Linked DNA regions of Homo sapiens: region 2 is linked to region 1. A link is a loop called in an ENCODE intact Hi-C map of the cell type or tissue named here. Cell type or tissue: heart left ventricle. All regions are shown on one strand. Links, peaks and the distances in the headings refer to the core of each region. The heading gives the core; the rest is flanking DNA.

Region 1 (9,400 bases), core at 828-8,827:
CTTTCTTTGGGGGCAGAAATTGGGCATAAGACAATATGAGGGGTTGTCTCCTCCCTTAATAATTCACAGAATGTGATTCCTTTTTTACCATTAGAAAATTAATTATGTATTATGCACGAATTTCTGAAATACTGCACTGCAGTAAATAGTATATGGTTACAATTATTGTTTCATTTAACATAAAACTAATATGAGCAAAATTATTTACCTGAATTAAGATCTTTTGGCTTCGATTACCATTCTACCTCATTAGCACTTCCCTACCTCCATAAAAGGCATCATTTGAATTTTTTGTTTAATTTAGAATTGTTCAAAAGAGGATTTTTTAATGTTATAATGTTTTTATTGCAATTGAGGACATTTTCAATAAATATCCTAAACTTAAGGCCTTGGCTAAGTATTTCTTTTGTACTAGAAATCAGATTTCTCTGGCACAACTCCACTGCCTGCAATAATATTTATGAAAACTACAAATGCCAGCACACTATTTCAACACTGTACTCAGTTGTTCATATCTAAATATCTCATTAGCTATGAAACAAGCCAAATATAAATGCTGAATATATAGCACAAATAAACAGATTCTTCACAGAAGACAACAATAACAGACTAATTTTCTACAATATGTCACCTGTTCATTAGTTCTTCAATAATATTATTTAGGCTGTTTCAAGTACAAGAAGTTCTTTTATCTAGGTTCTAAAGGGCATAAACGAAGATGCATATAGTCAGATTTATTTTTATAAACTACTTTTTTTTTGCTGTACGCCTTACCGTGACTATAAGGAGACAAAGACAAATGTACATTTAAGTTATTAGTTGTTATATGTGTTTTGCATATATGACTTTTTGCTTATATTGAAGTTGTAAATGACAAGATAAAATAATGAAGTTTGATAAACTTATCTGTGCCCTGTAAATTTTAGTCCACTTACTGTATAACTTGATTCAGTCATTATTTATTAGTTTAACAGCTGGTTTTAAAAAGCTGCAAACTAAACTTTATTACACATTTCAAAATCAGGAAGAGGTAAACTGTGACAGAGTTCCCTTGTGCCACAGACTTTTTTGGGGAGAAATGTTCCACAAAAAATAAAATAAAATAAGTGTTTCCAAATTGTATTTTTTAAAAAGCTTGAGATTTTTTCTATCATTAAACTTCACTCTACAGTCCCTTTTACTCAAGGCATGGTTCCTGGGTCATCTTTTCAAGGTTTAGTTTCTGGGAACTTTTCAGCAAACCTTTCTCATGCTTTGTCCCAGTTTTTTGTTGTTGTTGTTGTTTGTTTGTTTTGTTTCGGAGAAGGTGAACATCTTCAATTGAGGATGGATTTCCTGTCTCCGAGCCTATGTGTGTTGGTGAACTTGACACTAAATTGGAGTTTTCATTCCCCCATCATCTTCCTCAGTCCATCTCCTTTTTTCCAACCCATCTTCTTCAACGTCTTCTGACCTTTGTTGCTGTCAGTAATTTCAGAATGAATAGATGCAGAAGCATCATCTTTTTGGAAAGTTCCTTCACTTCCAATCTTCTCACTACATTTTCCAGCTCTATTTTTATATTTTGGAAGCTTTAGTGTCTATTCATCTTCATAGTCTGTATTCTGTAAACCATATTTTACTCACATTTTTAAAATTATTTTCTTATTTCCAAATCTTTTTCTTCTTAGTGTTGGACCAACAAACATTCACCTTTCTTATCAAGGTGAAAGTGAGCTCTGACCTGCTGTGGGTCACAGCCATCACAGGTATCACTGCCAGGGTGAATGCGAAAGGGTAACACAGTCTCTCCAATTTTCATTTCATGTCTATGTATGCTCAAGTATGTAAGGGTCACATTTAGCTTTCACTTGAACAATCCGTTTTTCACTAACAATTGTTCCATTTTGACCGTCCTGATCTACAAGGACATAAGTTTGCTAGTCATGGTCAAATTTCTGCCTGAAACTTACAGACACCAACTTCAGGGATTCAAAGAAAGAGTATGCTCTAGATCATTTTCTCTTCCAATTGTAGCCGGTTTTACAGCAGTAATAATAAACAGTGACCCCGTATACAACACAGGTGATCTAATGGCAATTACCCTAATACATGGGGGCCAATGTTTTGTCTTATTTTCCTCCTCAGTGTCTTCTGCATTACATTGTCTTCACTGGTAATGTGAGTAGGGGCTGTGCTGGGGCCCTAAAGGACGTCTGCGGAGCCAGAGGCCACGGGAATGCCAGCGACAAAAGCCAGCCTGGCCATGGCTGGCTGCTGTGGCCCTCACAAGGAGGCCCTGACACGCGTTACCTGGAGCCATACAGGGTTGTGAGCAATGAGCAAGGGGAATGCTGATGGCCCTGCCCGAGCTGCAGGGCCTGGAAACCAGAAAACTCCTGGGAACTATGACATCTTCCCCAGCTGGAGGAACAGCAGGAGGAGTGTTGCAGAAGTCAAGGGGCCAGAAGCTCTTGGGCCGTTCCTGGGTTGAGCCAGAAATGGCGGCCAAGAGAGTTTTCAATAAAGTTTACATGTGGCTAGATATGACCTGCTGATTACTCTTAATTTTTTTCACATTTATTGAGCTATGATTTACACATTGAAAAGTGTATATATTTAGGGTATATATAATAGAGTGCTTTGAGGTGTGTATACATCTTTAAATTATCTCAGTGAAGCTGGTTAATCTATCCCCTCACATACTTTATACATTTCTTTGTGTGTGATGAAAGCACTTTAGATCTAATTTTGTAACAAATTTCAACTACACGTTGTTATTAAATATAGTCACCATTCTGCACATTAGGTCCCCAGCAGTTTTTCATTATATAACTGAAGGTATGCTGCTTTCAATGGTATCTCCCCACTTTTCCCCACTTTCTAGCCTGTGGTAACTACCATTCTATTGTTTCTTTTTTTTTTTTTTTTTTAGATTCCACATGCGAGATCATGCAGTATTTGTCTTTCTGTATTTGGCATATTTCACTTAGCATAATGTCTTCAAGATTCATCAATATTGTCATAAGTGAAAGAATTTCATTATTAAAGCTGAAATTATCTCTCTCTCACAGTTTATCCATTTGTTTGTATCAGAGGAGTGCAGATACCCTTGGCGATACTGATTTTATGTCCTTTGGCTATATATTCTGAATTGGGATTAAGGGTAGATCAAGTTTAAAAATGTTAAGGAATCTCCATACTGTTTTTTTATAATGGCTGCACCAATGGACATGCTCAGCAACTGTCTACAAGTATCCTATTTTCTTTGCACCCTAACACATTTTATCTTGTAACTTTTTGATAATAGCTATCCTAAAACCATGATAAGGTTATATCTTACTATGATTTTCATTGTAATTACTCTTATAATTAGTAATGTTGAGAATCTTTTTATATACCTGCTGGCCATTTGTATGTCTTTGGAAAAAATGGCTATTTAGATATTTTCCCCAATTAATCAGGGAATTGGCTTGTGTTTCGTTCTCCTGTGAAGGTTTTTTTTTTCTTCATATTGAGTAGTATTAAATATATTTTGGATAGCAACATATTATCCTACATATGGTTTACAAATATTTTCTCCCATCCCATATATTGCCTTTATATTTTGTTGATTGTTTCCTTTATTGTGCAGAAACTTTTTCCTTTGATATAGTTCCACATTTTAATTTTTGCTTTTGTTGCTTGTCTTCTTTGTGTTGAATCCAAAACATCATTGCCACGACTAGTGTTAAGGAGCACTTTTCCTATTTTTTTATAGAGGATTCATGATTTCAGTTCTTATGTTTAAGTCTTTATTTTAAACTCATTTTTGTGGTGGTATAAGAGAAAGGTTCACTTTTTGTGTATGCATATCTAGTTTTTCCCACACCATTTCTTGATGTGTCTATCTTTTCCTAATTATGTGAGATCACTCGACTGAATATGTATGACTTTATTTCTGGGTCCTCTATTCTGTTCCATTGGTTTTTATGTAGATACCATAGTACTTTGATGACTATAGCTCTGTAACATAGTTTGAAATCAGGAAGTTTGAGGCTTTCAGCCTTTTTGTTCCTATCAGTGTTTGGCTATTTAGGGTATTGTGTGGCTCCATATAAATTTTACAATTGTTTGTTCTACATTTATTTTAATGGCATTAAAATTTTGATAGGAAGTTATTTAACTCTGCAGAAGAGTTTGTGTAGTACAGGTATTTTAACAATATTAATTTTTCGAATCCATGAACACAGTATATATTTCTCATTTTGTATTCTTCAATTTGTTTCATCAACATTTTAGTTTTCAGTATGCAGATCTTTAATATTCTTTGTTAAACTCATTCTATGTAATAAATTACATATTTCTTTCTATTTGATGTTGTAAATGGAATTATTTTTATTCCTTTTTTCAGATATTTTGTTGTTACTGTATCAAAATACAACTGATTTTCATGTTAATATTGTATCCTGCAACTCTACTGAATTAGTTTGTTATCTATAACAGGGTTTTGTTGTTGTTGTTGTTGTTGTTGTTGTCGGTAAAATGGTGGGCATTCTTAACCCTGGATACATTTTAAATTGATAGTTGCTATTATCATTTCATAATTCTTTAAATCTGACCAGATGGGTTTCTGCCGTCATGAATTCAGTGGAATTCAAATGTTCCACTAAAAATAATTGTGTGGGTTTTGCCTGCCCTCTGGGATGGGCGGCGCCCCGAGGGAGCCAGGAGATTCAGGACGGGGAGGGAGAAGCGCTCAAGGAAGAGGCTAAGCAGGGGAGGCAGAGAGGGGGTCAGGAACAGCAGCAAGGAGAGGGGTCGTGTCAGACCCAGTGGGGACAGAGAACGCGCCAGAAAAGAGATGAAGGGTGGGAGTGAGCAACAGGACTGCTTCCCCGCCAGGGCAGTGGGCAGGGAAATTTGCTAAAACTGCAAGCCCCAGTGAACAGTGCGGGCAGGGTGGGAGGGAGTGGAGAGGACCAGGAGGATCCTAAGGTCAATTGGGAGAAAGGGACATTTCCCGGTTCCTTCACCTCTGCCCAGAGTTTTGCGGGCATGGCAGGCACCCCCAGGGGCAGAGCAGGGGAGAATGCGGCTCCCGGCGGGCTCGGAGAGCTGAGAGGCGCACACCCGTTTCACAGGGCCGGGGTGGTGGCATAAGCAAGCGATGGCTGCGGATCCCGCTGACCCCGCGGGTGGGAGCGGAGGGCGTGGGCGGGGCCGAGCTCAGGGGGCCCAGCGCAATGGTCTCCAAGTAGCCCTGGAGGTAGCCACCCGCTCATGCAGTGGCCTTCCGGGAGAACAGTATGGAAGGCACGGTGGACACGCCCTTCCCAGCTGGAACATTCGTGAGCCTGGAATTTAAGCTGGGGCAGAAAAGCGGCAGGAAGAAGGATTGGAAGAAACCCGAGCGCAAAGTCCAGCCCAAGGGGAGGAAGCGGAAATGCCTGGCCTGAGTCAAACTGGGTTCTGAGGAGAAGGTTCCGGCACTGATAGTAAGTATCCTATAGAGACGGCGGCTTGGCGGGAGCCTAAGGAGCACCAGGGACCCAGTACAGCTGGGGGGAGTGGGAGGTGAGGACCCCACAGCTACTGCTTCCCTGTACAGTTCGTCTTCTCCAAGGCCCGGCCCCCAGCTGAGCCCAGCACTGCATGGCGCCTCCTGGACCACTGTCGCGGGTGACCAGTGGAAGACCCCACCTCCCAGGGAGAGAACCCCACTATATCCCCAGCTAATACAGCTGCTTCTCCTACCAAAAATAAATAAAAATGAATTAAATTTTTGTTCGGTCTTTGAAAATGGTGTGTATCCTCTATATACTGGTCAACATGCTGCCATTTATCTACATGCCTAATTAGTCAAACTTTTGAAAGAAGTTATTTAACGTTATGATCCTTTATTATGACACAAAATAGTAAACTTTGTAATGGTTTTAATATCATCTAATATGATTAAAATATGTCAATTTGTCATTGCCAATGAATCTTTGTGTTACTTATTTTACACTGTTAAATATTCTGTCTACAAATGTCTAATGGCTTACAATCTTGCCTAACATATTGTATCTGCTAAGTACTAACTACTCTAATTCAACAAATTTTCTTTTTACACCATTCTTAAAATACAATATCATTTTGTATTTATTTTTATTAAAATTATTTTTCTGCATAATCTAAATATTTATGAAAATTATGTGGTCTATGCAGTCTGCCCTCTTGATGAAAGTCAGGGTCTTTTTCTCTTTATTAGTATGTTAGTACAAATGCAGTTTCATTACAGGAACATGTTGTACAGTGATGAAGTATGGGCTTTTGTGTAACAATCATCTGAATGGTACTCATTGTCCCAATTAGGTATTTTCTCATTCCTAAACCCTCTACCAACCTCCCATCTTTCTGAGTCTCCAGTGTGTATTCTTCCAGTCTCTATATCCAAGTGTATGTATTATTGAGCTACCACTTATAAGTGGGAAACTTCAGTATTTGATTTTCTGTTTCTGAGTTATTTCACTTACAATAATGGCCTCCAGTTCCATTCATGTGGCTGCAAAAGATGATTTTATTCTTTCTGACTGAGTAGTATTCCATGGTATAAATGTATAGTCAGTCATTGATAAATTTCAATTGATTGATAAATTTAAATTGAAGATATGCTATCTTTGCTACTGTCAATAGTGCTTCAATAAACATATGAGTGTGGGTATCTTCTTTACATAATGAATTATTTTCCTTTAAGTAGATACCCAATAGTGGGAGTGCTGGATCAAATGGAAATTCTATTTAGTTTTCTGAAAAATCTCTGTATGCTTGCCAATATCTATCCTTTTTCTGCTTTGTAATAATTAGCCATTATGAAAGTGTAAAATGTGATTGTAAAAAATTGTACAAAATTTCATTGTGATTTTTAATTAGCATTTCTCTGATCATTGGCAATGTTGAACATTTTTTACATGCTTGTTGACCGTCATTGGTCAACAAGCCTTCCAGGTTCACGCCATTCTCCTGCCTCAGCCTCCCGAGTAGATGGGACTACAGGTGCCAGCCACCACCCCCGGCTAATTTTTGGTATTTTTAGTAGAGACGGGGTTTCACTCTGTTAGCCAGGATGGTCTCAATCTCCTGACCTCGTGATCCGCCCGCCTTGGCCTCCTGAAGTGCTGGGATTACAGGCGTGAACCACCACGCCTGGCCTCATGTAATCTTACTTTAGGAGAAACTGCTTCTAATTTTAGGCATTTGTTCATAGCAGGTGCTACATGAACCAATGCCAAATTAGCATTGTTTTTAGGGTAATAAATCTACATATCTACAGTGAGAACTACTCACTGTACAGGATTTTGTCTTCTGACCAATGACATGATTCTGTCTTTCGTAGGCTACTCCAAAACTTCTATAATGATGGTAGAGTTCAGTGAAGTGGAGCCTCAGGCCTGCCATCCCCATGCTTCTGGCAAGCAGCAGCATCTCCCCTGAGCATGGTGGCATAGGGCATGCCATTAAAAACACCTTGCTGCTGTTCATCTCCACATACTAAGTTGCTGTACACTTTGCAGTGGAATTCCATCTTGCTGCGTCTGGTTGGCCAGAAGCCCTACAGGTAGAATGGGATGGTCAGGAGAGCACATTGAGAGAATAAATGGGAGCTTAGAGGTTGCCCACCTTGCTGCCCCTGCCCATGGGTCACAGCCCTCACCTGGCTGTCCAGCTTGTATGTCTACTGAAGGCTGCTGAACTTGTTCTCCATCACAGAGGTGGTGTGACAGCAGTCTGAGGGCACCACACTCCATGACCGGGCTCTAATGCTGGTGCCACAGCTCCAGGTGAGCTGTGGGAAGGCAGGTGAGCCAAAGACAGGTCCCGCCTTCCACATCCAGGCCACACTCCCACCAACTTCCAGGCCCACCTCGATATTCTGATGTGATGCTCTTTTCAATGTTCTTCTCATTACCTGAGAAAATTTTATATTATTATATCATAAATATGATAAATACTATGACATCAAATTATGACATCATAATTCATATGTATTTATAACATCAAAATATATTATGATAAATATGATAAATATAAAGATGATATGACATCACAATATATTACAGTATAATTCATGTAACATCACATAATTCATATAACATCACAATATATTATGACATCATAAACACTATGTATTGTGACATCATTGTATATTACGATGTTATAATATGCATCCACTGTGACATCACAATATATCATGATGCCATGATGTGCTTGTATTAAGACATCACAATATATTATGATGTCATCATGAGTAGATATTATGACATCACACCATATTATGACATCGTAATTCGTATGTGTTGTGACATCACTATAATTATGACTTAACAATTCATATGTGTTATGACATCACAATATATCATGACATCATAATTTATATGTATTATGATGAATTCATGTTACATAATTTGCACATAATATGATGTATTACAAATTATTATGTAATTCATATGTATTACATGTGTATTAGATTGCTCTGGATGCCCTGGGCTCTGGGGGGCAGGCTGGGGGTGGGAGCAGGCACCCAGGTTGCAGAGGGAGTGATTGGGGCACAGGGCCCTGGGGTTCCAGGAGCAGTAAAGAGGTCAGGACAGGCCTGTGGGGACTTAGATGTTGGCTCTGGGTGAGATTGTTACTGCAGATGTGAGCACACCAGTGATCGGGGGCTCAGGTGACTGCCGTGGGGCAGATGGACAGAGGGGTTAAGGCACAAGGAGACAAAAGCTATAGCACAGCAGGAGGGGAGGGTGGCTGTGGGGGCAGTAAAAGGGGTGCCAACAGCAGTTTTGGTGGATGGGCAGTGGGTGTGAGAGAGCAGGCACGGGGATAATGCCCAGGCATTCTGGCCTGGAACAGTGGCAGGTGGACTTTGCCCAGCTGCGGAAGGGTCTGTCAGGGAGATAGGGCTTCTGATTTCAGAGGAGACCAGAGGTGTGCTCATGCAGATGAAGGTCCTCATGGGATGGACATGGAAGGGGCAGCTACAACCTGGGGACAAATGGTGGTGGGCTGAGCCCCTGGGACTTCTGGAGTGAGGAGGCAAGAACGTGAGGAGGAGCCAGGCAGGGAGCCAGAGGCAGAGGGTAAAGAGTAAAGTAGAGCCCAGGAAAGGGGCAGATCCAGCAAGTAGATGAAAATTTCCCCTCACCTGCCCCGTTGGCCTCTGTCCCTGCCCACACGCCCTAGTGCCCTCGCCCTGAGTCTCTGCTTGCTCTGCCTACCTGGCCATCCCAGACAGGTGTGGGGTAACTGTGAGGGTAACTGAAGGGCCACTTTCAGAAGGCACAGTCTAGAAGTGAACAGCATTGAGTCACTGTCGTCTCCCAGTCCTGGGAAGAGCCTCTGCCACAACCCGCTGAGCTGTCTTCATCACCAACGGGTCTCCTTCCCCCACCCCTGGAGG
Region 2 (9,400 bases), core at 1,039-9,038, 60 kb before region 1:
TACTATTATAGAATGTTATTGTAGTCTTAGCAGTTGGTAGGGTAATGTGTTTCAGTTTCCCCCAAGATCGCAGAATTATTCAGACAAACCAATAACAACCTCCTGTGGGAACCAGGAGCATCTCATCCCTTGATACTACAGAGCCTTCCCCGGACAACTCCTGTTTGTTCTCTCTGCTCCCAAGAGCAATCCCTGTGTGGGTCTATTTACCTTACATAATTCCCTCTTTCCATGATTATATGTAATGAATAACTGCTGTCAATCTCATTAGTCCAGTGAGTGGTGCCATGATTTTAACTGCTCCAGTAGCCCTAGGGTGGTAATTTTTCCCTCAAACAATTCACAACACAAACTGGATTAACCACCCATAACTGAGGACAGCTGCTCAACTGTAACTGCTTTTGGCCTACTGGTTTCATAATACATTAAAACCCACCTCAGTCAGAAGCACCAACTGCTGGTAGGCTTTTGCTTTGGTCTAAAAAGCAGTTTGGGGCCTTTATCAAGAGTTGCCTTCCCTGCCCACACTAAAGCACACTCATCACCTAGACATAAATGGTCAATTGACTCTTTTCCAACCTGATGTGTAGTCAGGTTTAGCCTGTGTTTGGCAGGCAGTTTGCTGCCTGTCAAGGCAGTGAAAACACAGCACCTTAATCCGTCAGCACTTCAGTCCTGATTTCCAAGAGTCCGGCTATATCCCTGTGATCACTTCATCTGATCTGGTTATCATTACTAAATGCCTGGGTAGTCATCTGAACATTGTTTATTATTGCACACTCTCAGGACAGGCCCAGGGATAGTCTTTTGTAAAACTGCAGAAACAAAAGAGACTTTCACTTTAGAAAGAATTATGCATGTCACTCAGTTGCTCTAACAAGTGCTACTGTCATGCAAGCAAGAACAGTGGCCTTCTCTTTTCTGAGCTTCTGCTTCCTTTGCTGCTGTCATGAGCTCTCCTGATGAGGTGCATATTGCTTGTGCCTTATGGTTCAGGCACTGATGAGTAATCAAAAGGAAAAAGACCATTTGCTATGAGGCCCTCCCAAAAGCCCTATCCAGAGGGGTTTGTGGACCTTTGTAATTAGTATTATGTGTAATAAATACACATTTATTTTTTGAACAATTTTTGAGAGTTTTCATATTAGTTGTTGATTTACTTTTATACCCCATTTAATTCTTCTCTCTCACTCTTCTCCTTCTCAGACTCAGTCATTTCACAGGTCTCTATGGCTCAGTTTATTTTCTTTAAATTTTGTAGATTTACTTTTGTACCCCATTTAAGTTTTTCTATCTCTCCCCTTTTCTCAAACTCAGTCATCCCACAGGTCTGTAAGGCTCTGTTCATTTTCCTTAAACTTTTTAAAACTTTTCAAATTGTATCTTCAGATTGGATAATTTCTATTGCTGTGTCTTCTGTTTCTGATCTATACATAAGCTCAAATTATTATTTTTATTTCTTATTTTTATATTTGGGTATTTTTCATTTCTTTGCTGAGTTTCCACATTTGTTCATTTGTAAGAATACTTTCCTTTGTCACCATGAGCATACTTATAATAGCTGCCTTCAAATTATTTTTTTTTTTAGACGGAGTCTCATTCTTTCACCCAGACTGGAGTGCAGTGGTGCGATCTTGGCTAACCGCAACATCTGCTCCCGGGTTCAAGTGATTCTTCTGCCTCAGCCTCCTGAGTAGCTGGGACTACGGATGCATTCCACCATGCCTGGCTAATTTTTTGTATTTTTAGTAGAGACGGGGTTTCACCATGTTAGCCAGGATGGTCTCAATCTCCTGACCTCATGATCCACCTGCCTCAGCCTCCCAAAATGCTGGGGTTACAGGCATGAGCCACCGCACCCAGGCTCTGCCTTCAAATTTTTGTCTGCTGATTATGTCTCAGACATTTTGGAAATGTCTACTGCCTGCTTTTTATCTTGTGTATGTATTACATTTTCATGTGTCTTCACCCATCTCATGAATTTGAAAATTGTGCACTACAGACTGTATAGAAGAGTTATAGAGACTCTGGATTCTGTTGTGTCCCATTGAAGGGTGTTGATTTTTAAAGAGCGTGTTGATTGGGCTGGATTCTAATTTCAATGCTTATCTCTTCTATGGATGGCACAAGGGACATCCTCATTCACTTCTTATACACACATATCTCATGTATGTATTATATATAGAAGTTTTATAATGATACATACTATTTTATTCAGTATTCATCATTTTTCTTTGTGAGAGTGTTAGTTAAACTAGCTACTTCACCATTAGTGGAAGCCGGAACCTCAGTTTTGATTTTTGGATTTAATACAAATGGTATTATATGGTATGGATAGTTTTACATCAATTTTTAAATGCAGGATTATATTTTTGATATCCATTTATGCTGTTGCAGATATCTATACTCTGCTCATTTTTAAAAGTCCTTTCATACTTTTTGGTAAAATATACATAAAATTAACTATTTTAACAATTTTTAATGTGCAGGTCAAAGGAATTAATCACACTCACATTGTTCTGCAACCATCATCCACATTCATAGGGATTTTTATTCATTTTGCAAAACTGAAACTCTGTTTCTGTTAAACAAGAATCGCCCTTTACCTTCCTTTTTACCCTGGAAACTACTCTTCTACTTTGTGTTTCTGAGAATGGAACAACCATAAGTACCTCGTATGAGTGGAACCATACAGTATAGTAAAGAAATCATGAGGAAGAATAATATACACTGTAAACATGTTTATTAATTTAAATAACCTGATCAGTAGTACATGAGGATTATAGAGAAATATAGATACAAAAGAAAAAGCATTTAGAAGGGTGTGTTAAATTTATGACTATGATGTCTCAAGTTCCAGAAAAGTGAGGCCCCTGCCCCAGACACAGAGCTGGTCACGGTGCAGCTCAGAGCCCAGTGCAGCTGTCTGACTCCCAAAGCCCATGCTCAGCCCAAATGTCAATAAGCCCTGAGGCACTCTGCTTCTGCCAGCCCAGGCACTCAGTGGCCCTGAGATTCACCATGGCCTGTTCTTGGTCTTGAGAATGTTGCTGGCCTACTGGGATGGGGGCTCAGCTGACAGGACAAGTAGGAGCTTCAGGAAATAGTGGCAGCTGTGAGGCTACCAGGAGCCACACCTCAGGCTTCCCACTGCCTACCCAGGGCTCCCCATGCAACAGGTCCTAAAGTTGACCAGGGAGCCATGGCCACAGGCTCTCTGAAGCTGGCTACACAATAGAGTCCTCTCCTACCCTTGGCTAATCTGCTAGCCCCTCACTTTTTATTCTGACTGTGTCACACCATGGACTAGAACCAAACCCCAAATTCCTCCTCAGTTGGAAGAAGATAATGATCTCTTCTCACTGAAGCACCTGCATTTCTTGGGGGACTTAGATCTGGAGACCAAAGGAAGGGCAGGATTCTGACAGGTCCTGGGTGGAAGATAATAAAGGGAGCTTGCTGGGGAGGGAGGGAGAAGGGGCCAGTCTCTGGGACTTTTCTTTTAAGGGGCCCCACCCTCCCCTCCAATTCCAGGTAGAACCAACCTGTTCTCAGAGTTAGATATAAACAGTCCCTTCTCTAGGAATTTATCACTGATTCTAGTCCTCTAATCAAACTCTCCATTGGCATGGGTATCCTCCTTCTCTGTGTATCAAACCTTCCCAGTAAATCTAAGATGCAGAAGATGGAGCCAGTGAGTGTCCTCCCCAGGGTGGTCTCTGACTTTCACATCCACACCTTCCCTCAAGGCTAGGGCCCCACCTGCTCACCTTCCTCCTTTATTAGTGTTGATTATATTTTCCTAAAAGGTAGACAGCCAAGGTCTATCAGAAAGGCACCCTGGCCCACAACTAGCCTTCATCCCCTATACTTTCTATGCTGCACCACCTCCAGGGCCGCCAGGGTCAGGGCATGTGCACAAACCAGGATTTGGACATGCATCAGGTTTTGGGCTCTACAGAAGGGACTTGAGGCTCAGTGACCGTTTACCCTGATTCTCTGTCATGACAGACAGGGAAACTGAGGCCTTGGAAACAAAGAAGGTACTCAACCACTTAGGAACTGCCTGTCTTAGGAGGGGCCCAGTTTCTGTCTTCTCCAATGGATACCATGAAAGGCAGAGGCTGAGACTCAGTTCTGCAGCTTCACTACTCAAGGAGTAGTCTTTGATGGAGTCTCCGTTACTCATAGAAAAGATAGGCCAGACACCCCCATCACAGGGACATCACAGGTTCTAAGGAAAGGAGGTTTGCTGAGTGCTGCAATCTCAGGGCTCAGTCCAAGACTCTGTCCCCACAAGTTTCAGGATCCTGGCCCCCACCCTTCCTGCCCCAGTCTCACACACATCGATATAATCCTATAGGACAATTTCCAACATCAGCAAATCAGTGAGAATTATGCCCACAGAAGGCACAGCACCCTGTGCCATCAAGGTGGTAGCAGTGATGAGCACCAATTCTCAGCTTCCCACACAAAGCCCGTCCTTTGAACTGTCACCAACCCATGTCTCCTTGACCCCCCTACCCAATCTCCTACTTGGAGCCTCCAAGGACCCTCAGCTTCCTTACCCAAAATCTTTCCCTTCTCTTTCCACAGCTGGCCTACAAAGACACCAAGCACCTTCTAGTTATCTCTATGGTGAGATTTCAATAAGTCACAAAGTCAGTCTTCCCCAGCCTCACTCTTCCCCAAATCTACTCTGAGCCCAGCTCTCCCAGGCTCTTTCTCTGGTCTCTCTAATGAAGGCATTCCAAGCACTGTGTCCACAGGAGGGTAGGGCCAGAGGAGGAAGACACTGTGCTCTCTTGATGTGGAGAACTCCAGCTGGGAGGGAGAAGCCCTGTCCTTGACTCCCTGGTGCCCATTCTGTCCACAGGTCCACTCACCTGCTGCTGAAGCCCCATCTGGACTCTCTAAAAATGTCCCTAATTAGCAGAGTCAGAAACAGGGGCAGTGAGACTGTGCTTCCCTCACCAAGTTACAACCCAGCCCCACCAACCTCAGATCATTGATAACTGCCTTAGTCAGCTGGTGCAATGCTTCTACCACCTCCAGTAGGCCTGGATTCTAGATTTACTTCCAGATCCAACATTCACTGCGTGTGTAACCTCGGGCATGCACCTGGGCCTCCCTGAGACTGTTTCCTCACCTGAGAAGTGTTGTTATACCCAACGAGTTAGAGAAAGCGCCACACTCTGAGATGAATTAAGAGTCCTTTATTAAGCCGGCGGCCAAAGAGATGGCTAACGCTCAAAATTTTCTCCGCCCCAAGGAAGGAGCTTGATTAACTTTTATACCTAGGTTTAGGAAGGTGAGGGGAACTCAAATGCAATAATTCTATAGAAGTAAAAACATGCAAGTATCAAAAAAACAAACGGTTACAAAGAGATAAACAATTTAAAAGACAAATGGTTACAAAAAGAGCAACAGTACCAGGTGCAGGGCTCTAAATCCTTCATTATAATTAGATATAGGTGCTATGCCGGACAAGAACTCAAGGTTTTATGTTGTTGTCCCTTTGAGAAAAATCCTGGGAACTTCATACACTGTTGGTGCCAGTACCTTATCAGTTAATTGGGCTCCTTTGAAATGCTGAGGATCTGCTTAACACAGGTCAACTCCTTGCGGAAGGGGGTTGGGTAAGGAGCCCTTAGTGTCTTGTAAATTAAGGGGTCAATTGGAGTTCGACCAGCTTTCCCAGCTAGAGAGAGTCTTATTTACATGAGAAGCAAGGCTAGGTGATTAAAGAGCCAAACAGGATAAAATTCAAAGTAGCCAGTTAGAGTAAAAACAAGGTTAGGCATTTCAATGTGGTGGGAACACCTTCCTCGTAGGGCCTCCTGAGGACCCAGTTGCATGTGGCTATCACCACTGTTCTCACCATCATCCCTCTCAGGAAGAGGTAGGCACAAGAACTCTCAAATTTCCTTCCTCCGTTGCACCTTATCATGACCCTGAAAGGCCTGCACAACAGACTTCCTGCATTCTCCAGATGAGGAAACGGTGGCCCAAAGATGGCAGTGACTTGCCCAGGGTCCCACAAGAGAGGCTGGCTCCTCCTCCCACCTGGAGGGCCTCCCCTAGCTCCCTTCATGCCACACACCAGCACCACTACTGGTTAGGGTCCCATCCTCTAGACTCTATGGGAGTCCACACCCCCATCCAGGGCCAGCTGTGGTGGAAAAGGGACATGGTGTATTGGGTGGCCTGGTCGAGCAGTGCCAACTTGTCCCAACTTCACTGGGATTGCAATCTCACAAGCTGGGTTTGAGGGTATGCCAAAGACTTCACCTCCCTATTGATCCACCAAGAAAGATTCGCACACAGAAGTCTCTTTCTTTATCCACTCCCTTTAGTTCACGCGTGTTCCCCACCCACCAGCTGCCGGCCTCCACTGTCACTGATACCCAGGGCTGATCTCACCTGCCTTGACAAGGCTGCTGAGATTCAGGTGGACCTAAACAGATGTTTGGCTCAGACAGGTCACTTCAGGCTTGTGTCCTGGGCCATCCCCCTTGCTCTTCAGAAGGCCCCTGCCAGCGTCAGTGTGCCAAGCCCTGACCCTAGTGATCTCTCCGTAAGGACTGCATCTCACCCACCCTCTATCACCAGGGCTCCTGCTCAGCCCTTGTCACTTTCCCAGGACAAATCTAGCTTCACAGACACGTCTAGATCCTGTGCATTTCTCTTTGTGGTGTTCAAAGAAAAAGAATAATTTCCATTTTTTTTCTAACTTGACCTACAACCTATTTATTGTGAAGATGTCCAGGCTGCAGGCCATGTCTACTCACCTACTCAGAAGGCTTCAGCTCTTGCTTTAGTGCCTTCTGGGTCCATTCTGTCGCTAAATGTTTATGACCTCAAGGGGGAAGCATGAGCAAATGCAATTCCATTGGTACCAGTGCAGTGAGGGTGGGGCCAGAAGGGTGAAACTCACTGGGATTATATAGAAATTTTATACAAGATACACATTTCAAGATTGGTTTGGAGAAATGCAGGAAGAACTATCTTTCATAGATGACAGTATGTAGAACTTAAGTTTCTTAGCCAGAAGTTCACGGGTCCCTCTTACTAAATGTGGCAATATGTGATGATATCCCAATGGCCATAACACACACACATAATTTATGGGACTCATTTTGTATTAGAAATTGTGCATTTCAGCCAAAAGTTTTTTACACATGGATAGTTTCCCACATTGCTTGAAGATTGGAAGTGAGAGCACTTTATGAAATGTCCTTTTGGACACACTTTCATTGAAGGTTCCATGTCCCAAGGAGCAAAGAGACAAGTCATGATCAAGTGGCCTTATCATATGGGGTGATGCCTGGTCTCATGATTGAGGAAATCAAGAATGCAGACACACCAAGGGTGATGTTGGAGGAGAGGTTTAATAGGTGAAAGAAAGAGAACAACTCTCCACTGCAGAGAGGGATCCTCAAAAACTCTTGACTTTCAGGAGTGAAATGCAATGGTTTTTATACATGAGCTAGTGGAAGGGAGTGTCTTATCCACATAGGGCATGAAAAAATGGTTAGGACCAGGTGTGTCATCTCCATAGAACACGAATCTCTGGCAGCCCACACTCCAACCTTTTATTATGCAGGCGGGTTCTTAGCCTGAGCTACTCCAAGTTGCTTATCTCTTTCCTACTGTGCATGTGCAAAAAAGTTGGGTGGAGCCCCCCATGTTGAATGTGTCTGGCCTGAGGTGGTCCCTTCTTTTGGTGCAGCTGCAGTCATACCCTCTCATATAAGCTTCTAGCTTCCTTATCTATGATTGCAGCCCCATCTTCCAGGTTGCTCTTTGTTAAAGAGAAGTGATTTCTTGGGCTGCTTTTCTTTAGAAGGGACGTTCTGCCGAGGACTGTGCTGTATCTGACTAGCTAGTTTCTTTCTACCTCCACTCTCAATGATAACTGTCCAGCTTTTAAGGGCATCATGGGGTTGGGAACAAATTTGAGACCACAAAGTACCTTAGAATACGACTTTACCCTTCTATCAACTTTAGTGTGAATTGCACATCTACTGTAATATCTGCTTCATGCACTACTGAATATAACAAGAAGGGAAAATGTGTATCTTCTAAGAATCCAGATGACAAACAGACTTTCCACAGATTCTTTGCATCCTCCTGTTTCTAGAGCTTGGTCATTCCAGTGTAGATTGTTCTCTTCGGAAACAGCAGGTGATGAGGAAGCCTAGGCTGGCAAGCAGGACACTGTGGATTACTTGTTGCGGAGGTGTTTCCGTGGGGTCACTAAAGGGGCAGGCACAGCAGCCCACAGGACAGCTTCAGCAGCGATTCCCTCTGGCTCTGCCCCAGCAAGGTAAGGCAGCCAGCAAAGCTCTGATTCCTTGTCCTAAAGGGCGACCTCGGCCGGGTAAGCCCCAGCCTCCAGAAAAAAAGGGCAGTATCAGGGAGCGCCCCACGTTACGGCCTTGTTGTGGGCTGCACCTGCAGCCTCACTGGTGCATGACTTCTAGGTTCTGTTCTGGTCCTTCAGGAGGCAGAAGATGATGTTTCTCTTCAATTCACCACCCTGTTGGCTGGGCCTGGGAAGGACTCGAGGTCTGCACGGTGGTTTCCGAGTCTCCAGCACCCAGTTTTCCCAATGTGCTGACAAGCAGGATGGCCAGAAGTACCTGGGTGGGGAAGACATAGGGTGAGCAGAAGAAGGTGAGCTTCCAGAAAGAGGCCTAACACAAATGCTTAGTGCCTGGGTGGACGCGGATATTGCTAGGTGCTACTTGGGGGCAAGGCCCTGTGCCCTTCTGGAGATCGCCAAAATAACCACATTCTGCCAGGAGTCACCGGGGATTGTCTGAAATCCTTTGGAAATGATACAGGCCCCTGTTGCTCAGTAACTGGAAGAAGCTGCAGCTGCAGCCAATCACTCAGGCCACTGAGGGGCGCTGGGACCCACACCGAGTACCCCTTGTACGGCAGCCTGGGAACACAGCCTAGGTCTGTGGCACCAGTGAGAGCGCAGCCCGCACCTCCACTGCCCTGGTTCTCTTCTGGCTCACTCCTCCCGTGGCTGTGCCAAGATTCTAGAGGCTTGATCTCTGCCTTGCCTGAGAAGTGTGCAAGGCTGGGGAGGCAGAGCAGGGGGAGGTGACGGCCAATAGCCCTGCTACAGTGCTGGGCACTGCGAGGAGACAGGACAGAGGCGGTCATCTTGTTCTACTCGGAGAGGAGAGGCCAAAACTCATGACACACTATTTTTAGGGGGCCTCCCATTCAAGTCCTATCCAGTCTCCACTGTCCTACACTTCTCCAGACTGAGGAGATAAGGCTCTGGTAGATGGGCATGGCCACAGAGGTCAGCCTGTCCCCCTGGACAGACCCACAGACTGATGGAACTGGGCCCTGCACCAAGGAGGCTCTCTCCAGTTGG

The links. Peaks named below come from ENCODE experiments on the same cell type or tissue, not always from the same donor. Only the 100,000 strongest peaks of a DNase experiment are listed, where the experiment ranks them.
Region 2: a loop joins it to region 1, with 4 times the contacts of the local background. A loop is called at or near these places in 5 of 110 quality-filtered maps.

What each region holds. Positions count from the first base shown.
Region 1 is chr16:35,251,390-35,260,789 of GRCh38, reverse strand. LOC124903769 (a long non-coding RNA gene) reads right to left here and starts at 7,909. Exons shown (of 2, transcript XR_007065192.1): 1 at 7,655-7,909; 2 at 6,503-7,552. It also overlaps the pseudogene RARRES2P6 and the pseudogene AGGF1P8. In heart left ventricle, for the core only: no CTCF peak of the experiment used is centred there; no DNase peak of the experiment used is centred there.
Region 2 is chr16:35,311,196-35,320,595 of GRCh38, reverse strand. LOC124903768 (a long non-coding RNA gene) reads right to left here. Exons shown (of 2, transcript XR_007065191.1): 2 at 7,373-8,645. It overlaps LOC105371199 (a long non-coding RNA gene), which reads left to right. Exons shown (of 3, transcript XR_942154.1): 3 at 1-1,565. Among named protein-coding and RNA genes, the nearest start is that of LINC01566, 48 kb to the left of the region's middle. In heart left ventricle, for the core only: no CTCF peak of the experiment used is centred there; no DNase peak of the experiment used is centred there.